2 separate regions of the Mus musculus genome follow, and region 2 is linked to region 1. A link is a contact called in ENCODE Hi-C data. All regions are on one chromosome and are shown on one strand. Each heading gives the region's core, a stretch centred on a gene start or an enhancer-like site at or near the end of the contact. The rest is flanking DNA. Distances are from core to core; before and after follow the strand shown. Region 1 holds the start of Cfap298 (cilia and flagella associate protien 298). Region 2 overlaps Synj1 (synaptojanin 1).

What was found. A loop is a pair of places that touch in the nucleus more often than their neighbours do.
Region 2: a loop to region 1 is called in a map of CH12.LX, with 2.5 times the contacts of the local background. The contact joins the enhancer-like site here to the promoter of Cfap298 in region 1. A Hi-C loop is called at or near these places in 2 of 37 maps with a recorded cell type or tissue (CH12.LX and mouse embryonic stem cell).

What each region holds. Positions count from the first base shown.
Region 1 is chr16:90,933,164-90,936,882 of GRCm38, reverse strand. It overlaps Cfap298 (cilia and flagella associate protien 298), which reads left to right and starts at 2,034. Exons shown (of 7, transcript NM_026502.2): 1 at 2,034-2,301. The coding sequence starts at 2,163. Synj1 (synaptojanin 1) reads left to right here. Exons shown (of 32, transcript NM_001164483.1): 32 at 1-786.
Region 2 is chr16:90,993,190-90,996,861 of GRCm38, reverse strand. Synj1 (synaptojanin 1) reads left to right here. Exons shown (of 32, transcript NM_001164483.1): 3 at 2,835-2,921. Among named protein-coding and RNA genes, the nearest start is that of 4930404I05Rik, 16 kb to the left of the region's middle. Within about 2 kb of position 1,766, at least 1 of the 3 ENCODE cell types and tissues checked has a DNase peak (open chromatin) inside an H3K27ac peak, as active enhancers do.

The DNA of each region.
Region 1 (3,719 bases), core at 785-3,284:
CCTGAACCTTTAAAGATGTGTATTGTAAGATTAGAAAGGACGTATGGCTGCCCTCACCTCCGTGTAAAAGCACAGCAGGCTGCATCGCACTTCTCTCCTAGAGCAGATCTGTTAGGACAGAGCACCTTTGCAAATGCTCAGTGTTATCACAATCCTGTGTTTATAGAAGTAACTCTGCTGCAGCCATCACTCGCTGTTAGCAATAACTCTTGTGAGTTTTAGATCGTGCTTGTTGGGGTTCTAATCATTTCAACAGTAGTAGCTTTTAAACTGCAGTATTACTAGAGCAGTGTGCTTCAAAATGTGAATTAACTTGTTGAGATTGTGGCTGTAACATCTGTGTGAGTAGTGTGTATGGTATCCACTCCCCATTAGCAAGCTAATCCACTTTAGAAAACTGAAGCAGTGTGGATCGCAGCCCTGAGCAGTGACTCCCTCAGGTGTGAACCACTGTAATGTCTGCAGAGCAATAGCTCTGCCTTGTCAGGAAGTCTGGTAGCTGCTGAAACGCACAAAGCAAGTTAAAGTTTGCTACAAAGAACTCGACATCGTGTGTATTTGCCAGGTCTGGTCAAAGCAGAAAACAGACACTAAGAATCTCTGTGAGTCTCTGTTCTCTCTAGTAGATTGCTGTTTATATGTATGTAAGAGGTTTATCGCTTATGTGGCATACAGTATTTATAACTATATACTTTATAGAAGTACAGTATTAAAGTTGCTGGTATACATTCTGTACATATCTTGTGAGATGTGCTGTCATATGAAATAAATATGTCTTTATCACCAGCTGACTTCTTTACTCAAAAGGGAAGAGGTTTTTTTTTCTCTCTATGCATGTGTGCACTCCCACATTCGTGTGTGTGTGTGTGTGTGTGTGTGTGCACATAATACATGCAGGGAATAAGAGGTAGTTTATTCTGAAGCCAAATTTGAATGAATGACCATGACAGATTTGGGTTACCCCAAATTCCATGTTCACAAAGTTTTGTAGCTCTCTAAGACAAAGTCGTAAGTCATGGCAAGTTTAAAATACATTGGTGGAAATGCCAGAGAGGCATATACAGTAAGACGAAGTTTTTCTTTAGTTACCAGATGCTATTTGACGATATTCTTAACTTTTGGGTTAGTGAAAGCTACGTTTATAGATTTCAGAGCCTATATGCAAGTTATTTCTGACCCATAGGAGGGCAATGGACGTCTGTTCTAGGAGCTATAGCTAACAGAGACAAGGTAATCAGTCTGGACCCGCAGATTCACAGCCTCTCCACATCACTGCTGTTTTTATTACACAGCTTCTTTCCAGGAATTTCCATTGGCAAGTAAAAAATTTAATGTGCCATCACCACAAACAAACAAAAAACCCTCACCATTTAGCGAAACTATGAGTTTGAGATCATTTCAAAGCACAGGTTAATTTTCTTTGCTAATTTTCTTTACTCCTCTATTTGATTTTCTTCCATCCATTTGTTTTCTCTTTATAACACTAAAATGGGATCCTCAGCTGTGTCTGAGCGCCCTGGAAGAACAGCGCTGCGCCCGCTTGCCCTATCTGAGATTGTGGGGGACCGAGACTCCATGGGACGGGCGATAGACAGCTGTGGAACTAAATGAGCTCTGCACAGCAGCAGCGCTCCCCACTTTTTGACCGGAGACCCAAAGCAGAAGGCATTTCCGGAAGCGATCCGTGCCTGCGCGAAACCAGTCTGAGTTTGGCGGCGGCTATGCTCCCATAGTGCCCAGCGCTCGCTCTCATTCTTAATCCAGGAGTCGCCATGCTCCTCCAGCGGACATCTCCCGAGTCCCCGGACCGTCCGCACAGGCCTCTAGCTGTTAGTTTGGGTTTTGGTTGCCCGGGCAACAGCTACTTCCGGGAGCGGCGACTGTGCGGCCCGCACAACCTGTTCTTCAGCGCCTCCGGCCTTCCAGGCGCGAGTTCTAACTGGGCACGAGCTCAATGTTTGACTGTTGCCCCTGGCAACAGCCACTTCCGCGAGCGTGCGCCGTTTTCTTCATCCCTCCGGGCTGAAGCGTGAGCCGCGTTCCACGGTTCCTCCTCGGAGCAGCGGTTAATCTCAGGCTGGTGTGGGTCCGGCCGACCCGGCTCGGGCCTCGTGGTCCCTGCCCCGCAGCCTTGCCACCTCGGCGGCGCCTCTGGCGCAGCCATGGTTGTGCTGCACGTGAAGAGAGGCGACGAGAGCCAGTTCTTACTGCAGGCGCCCGGGAGCACGGAGCTGGAAGAGCTCACGGCGCAGGTGGCCCGCGTCTACAACGGGCGGCTGAAGGTGCACCGGCTCTGCTCAGGTGCGGAAAGGGAGGCCGGCGGCTTCGGGGTCAGGGGGCAGCGCCCGGGGTCGCGAGGATTTGGGGAGATTTGCCGTAGCCCGGGGTGGGAAAGGAGCATCAGGGTTGACCGGGGATGAAAGACCAACGGCTGGAGGAAACCCAGGCTCGCCAGCCAACCGCCGACTCGGAGGAGAGCAGCCGGGATGCCAAGTGAGGCTGAGCTAAGCCGGGATTTGGGCTTCCGGGAAGTGCGAACGTACTGGGTCGAAAGGTGGCGGGACGGAGCTGAGGGATCGGGGACGGTGGGAGTTGTCAAGGGTGAGGGTGGAGTGAGTGGTGGCTGCAGGGAAGGGGGACAGTTTGAGACGCTAAAAGCCCTGGCCCTTGAGTCTCTTCGCTTTGAAGCCGCCCATGAAAGTTCTCACCGGGAGAGCCTTGGTGTTGTTTTCTGTCTCCTAGGAAACACATGATTTTTACATTATAGAGAACGCCTTAAGACCCGTTTTATATATATAATCAAACTTAACTGCTTTCAAAGAAGGCTCAATATTAAATGACATATTAAAAGTAAAACATTTAGGGGGTGGGGGGAACCTCCGGGTCTTTAACATCATAAACCGAAAGTGTGGGGCAGCATGTAAGAACTGCATGGGTGAGCCAGGCGGTGGTGGCGCACGCCTTTAATCCCAGCACTTGGGAGGCAGAGAGAGGCGGATTTCTGAGTTCGAGGCCAGCCTGGTCTACAAAGTGAGTTCCAGGACAGCCAGGGCTATACAGAGAAACCCTGTCTCAAAAAAAAAAAAAAAAAAAAAAAAAAAACAAGAATTGCATGGGTGAATCTACACAGAGGTAGGCACTGAAGCAAATACCATGGAGGATCACTGCCCCTGGCCTGCGCCTCACGACTTGCTCAGCCTGCTTTCTCATACCACCCAGGACCACTTGCCTAGGGGTGATACCACCCGGAGAGTGCTACCCCCCCCCCCCTTACTGTCATTGAGAAAATGCCTTACCTACAGACTTGCCTACAAACAGTCTGAAATAGACATTTTCTCAGTTGAGGTTCCTTCTTCCTAGATACGTCTATGTTCATGCCAGGTCAACAAAAGCCAAGCAGAACCAATTGCTTCCTTGTCAACACCAATCGACATATCACCATGAAACCATAACCCTCTCCTTTTTGTTTATCCCCAAGACCTTATTAATATGGATATCTCAATATAAAACAAATTCCAACTTTCAGAAGTTCCACAGGCTTTTAAATTTTTTCACTTTAAAAATGCAGTCTCTTTCAAAGTTCAAACCTCTCTGTAATATCCATTACCGGGCACCTGTAAAAAGACCTAATCTCACTCCAAGAGGGAAGACCATGAGCGCACTCGCACTGGAAGGAGAACTGAAGTGCAGCCCTGTGAAGCTCGCTGTCAGAGGTGCGG
Region 2 (3,672 bases), core at 517-3,016, 60 kb before region 1:
AACATTCATTATTATTTCCTTTGTTGCTTATACTCTACATTTTTCAGTACCATTGAACATGTAGCAATGGAACCTACCCTAAGTTCAAGAGCAGGAAGTAGGTAGCTCTTCCAGGGTCCCACACTGTACCCCTGGGACCAGGTTCACCTGCCTCTGCATCTCCAATGCTGGGATTAAAGTATTAGTCACTGTGCCCAGAAAAGAGGTTCCCTCTAATGCTGGCTCCTTAGACTTAGACAATTAGTAACTGACTTAAGCCAATTTCCTCAGGTCAAATGGAAGGTGTAGCTTTGTCCTTAGGGTACTGTGAAAATTAAATAGTGCACATAAACACCTGGCCTTGTGTTAGTGCCATAATCATCGCAGAGATGATGAACTAATACTGTAGCTGTAAGACCATTTCTAAATTGCTGGTAATAGAAACTCATGGCAGTAAAAATGTAACCTCGGGCTGGTGAGATGGCTCAGTGGGTAAGAGCACCTGACTGTTCTTCCGAAGGTCCAGAGTTCAAATCCCAGCAACCACATGGTGGCTTACAACCATCCGTAACAAGATCTGACTCCCTCTTCTGGTGTGTCTGAAGACAGCTACAGTGTACTTACATATAATAATAAATAAATCTTAAAAAAAAAGAAAGAAAAAAAAACAATAATAAAAAAAAAATGTAACCTCATCTGCTTTAGTCAGAGAGAGAGAGAACTCAGAAGATAACTCTGAAATACAAATAATTAAGTGGCTTGGTGTATGCTTACATGTTTAAGCTAGATGACGGTGCAATAGAAGGATGGTCACTGGGCCTGAGAGACAGTGTTTATTTGTTGTGCAATTGAGAAGAAAATAGTTATGAGGAGAGAATATTTATTTCATGATAATTTAGGTTACAGAGACTATTCATATGGGGAGAGAATTACTTAATATTAAGTTACATTTTCTTTTTAACTCTTGCTGGCTGTGGTCATTGAACCTAATGGTGATTTTTTGCTAACTGCTAATTTAACCTAATTGCTGCTGACACTAATACATCAGTAATTCCTTCATTCCAATGACAGCAATAATATTTTAAATTCACACAGCATGTAGCCTGAGGGACTCCGTAGAGCAGTCTGACCTGGAAACCGCATTTTCTGCCATGAAAAATTGAGACCCACTCCCAGCCCCACCCATGGTACGCTGAATGAGGAAGTGCAGCACTTAAGAAAGGCAGCTGTAGTTTCCTTTAGAAAACAATTCAGTTTTTGTTGTAAATTTTAAATTTGAATTGACCATAAACACATAGAACAATATAATGCTAGGACGGCTAGATATGTGAAAGAAGACACGATTCCCCTAGCATGCTAAAAGTCTTCCCCACTCTAGTTTCATACTGGTTACAGAAAGGCCCACACTTAATAATGAACATATTAGAGAATGTGATGGTGTTAGTTGAGTCATTTAGCTTTAGCCTGTGCTGCCAGCTAACTGACCATAAGTCCCCGGCTGGCCAAAGTGAGCCGCGGAGGAGAAGCTTGAGTAGACAGGGTGGAGAGAGGCAGATGGGGAAGTGAGATACTATGTGGAACTCTGGGGAAGAGCTTTAAGATAAGAGTCTGGAATCCAAGGAATTGGCAAGGAATCTTGGATAAGATGTAGATTGAGAAGAGCCTGTGTCTGCAGAGAAGATAGACAGGAAATGGGAGGTCAGAGCAATCTGCTTACTTGCTTTCCTAGAGCAGCATACAGGAGCCCTGCCAAGGGTTCTGTGGTTGTGGTGTGGACAGAGGGGAGGGAGAAGGCTAAGTGTGATGAGGACAGGGAATCCTGTGACCTAGCAAGCCTCCTCGAGCTGGGGAGAGGTGGGACAGGGAACGGAGGGCAGTGGCTAAGTTTGAATTTCACACTTCAGAATGTGCTATTTGAAATTCTTTGAAATACCAGATGTGGTTTATGTTCCTTGGTTCTTTGTTGTATCTTAAATGTGGATCTGCTAAGTGCTAGGAAGGTTCTGCCTTTAAACATCCGGGATTTTTGTTGTTGTTGTCTTTTATTTTATTTTATTTTTTTATCAGTAGACTAACCATAGTAGCCTGCTCTAGGGAAATTATTGCCTGGCTTGAGCTCATTAGCAAGTTTGCCTCAGCTTAGAGCAAAGGAAGTGAGAGGAAGGTCAGTAAAGACTGCCCCACTGCCATGCTAAACCGTGTGGTCAAGCAGTGGCTTGCAGCATTTACCAGTTTATTCAGCTTCTGTGTCCAGGATAAACGAGTGAGTAAAACAGGCTATCAACAAGAAGACAGACTCCTTAGATGGGCAGAATTCTGTAACTCCAGCAAGAAAGTTCTTCTACTAGTTGGACAGAATACCTAATATAATACACTGGTGTTTGGAGAGGTCACCTATATCAAACATGGAGATACTGAGCTGGTGCCCACAGAGACTTCATCCCTATGTTCCAGCATCCTTGATACAGAAAGGTATTCTGCACATTATCAAGGGTAATGTAAATACCAAGCCAGCTACAAAACCTTTATTCACAACAGTGTCCAGCCTGTAAGATATGCTAAGGTAATGGTGGCACAGGGCTTGCAGAAGTAACCCACCAACAACTGATTTGACTCGAGGCTCACTTCACGAGGTGAACCCAGATCTGACACAGCTTGAGTGGTCAAGAACCAGAGACTAGATAACCCAGTGACATAGGGGGAAACCAAGTCATGCTGGTCTAAAGACAGAGAGAGAAAAAAGAGAAAATAGATAGATAGATAAATGGGGAAAACGATCCCATTTTGAAGCTTTGTTTCAAGTCTGGCATTACAACTAAATAGATTCTAATGTTTTCAATTATTATTTTTAACAGCATCTGCAGAAAAGGAGGCTATTAAAGGCACATATGCCAAAGTACTGGATGCATACGGACTTTTGGGAGTTTTACGATTAAATCTTGGTAAGTCTGTTATTCCGTGTGGTTAATCTACTTTTTCATTTCTGTTTTTATAGTTCTGAAGATGAGAGAGACTACCTGTATATCATTTCAAACCCAGTATTTGAGCCTTAACTAGTATATACCTTTTAAACATTCATTAGGATAATCTTTTTAAATATTTTTATTAACTGAGAATTTCATGTAATGTATTTGATTATATTCAACCCCCCCCAACTCCTCCCAGATCTATGCCCACATCCTCACCCAACATACTAACTCTTTCTCTCTCCCTCCCTTCCTCTCTCTCAATCTCTCTTTGTCCCTCCCTCCCCCACTCCTCTCTCAAACCTATCTATGCATTGGTCAAGCACTCTTGGCTGTGGGATCCATTCCTGATGTGTGATCGGTACATCAGAGATCACACCATTAAAGGAAGCAGACTGTCTTTGCTGGCAGCTGTCTGGCTCAGTGGTCAAGAGCACTTGGTCCTCTTGCAGAGGACCCAGGTTTGCTTCCCAGGACCGATATAGTAGCTCACAACCATATATAACTTCAGGGTTACATGTAGTGAACATAGATTTATGCAGAGAAAATGCGCCTACACACACAATAAATATGCTTCTTCCTAGATAGAGTTTTAGGATCCAAGGAGCGTGTTCTATTGAAATACATCAGCAGACAATGAAAGCAGTATCTTTCTTCTCAGTGTATTAGGGAATAGGTGTCTGTGTGGTAAACACACTGATTCCCCTAGTGTATTGTGGGAAAGGCA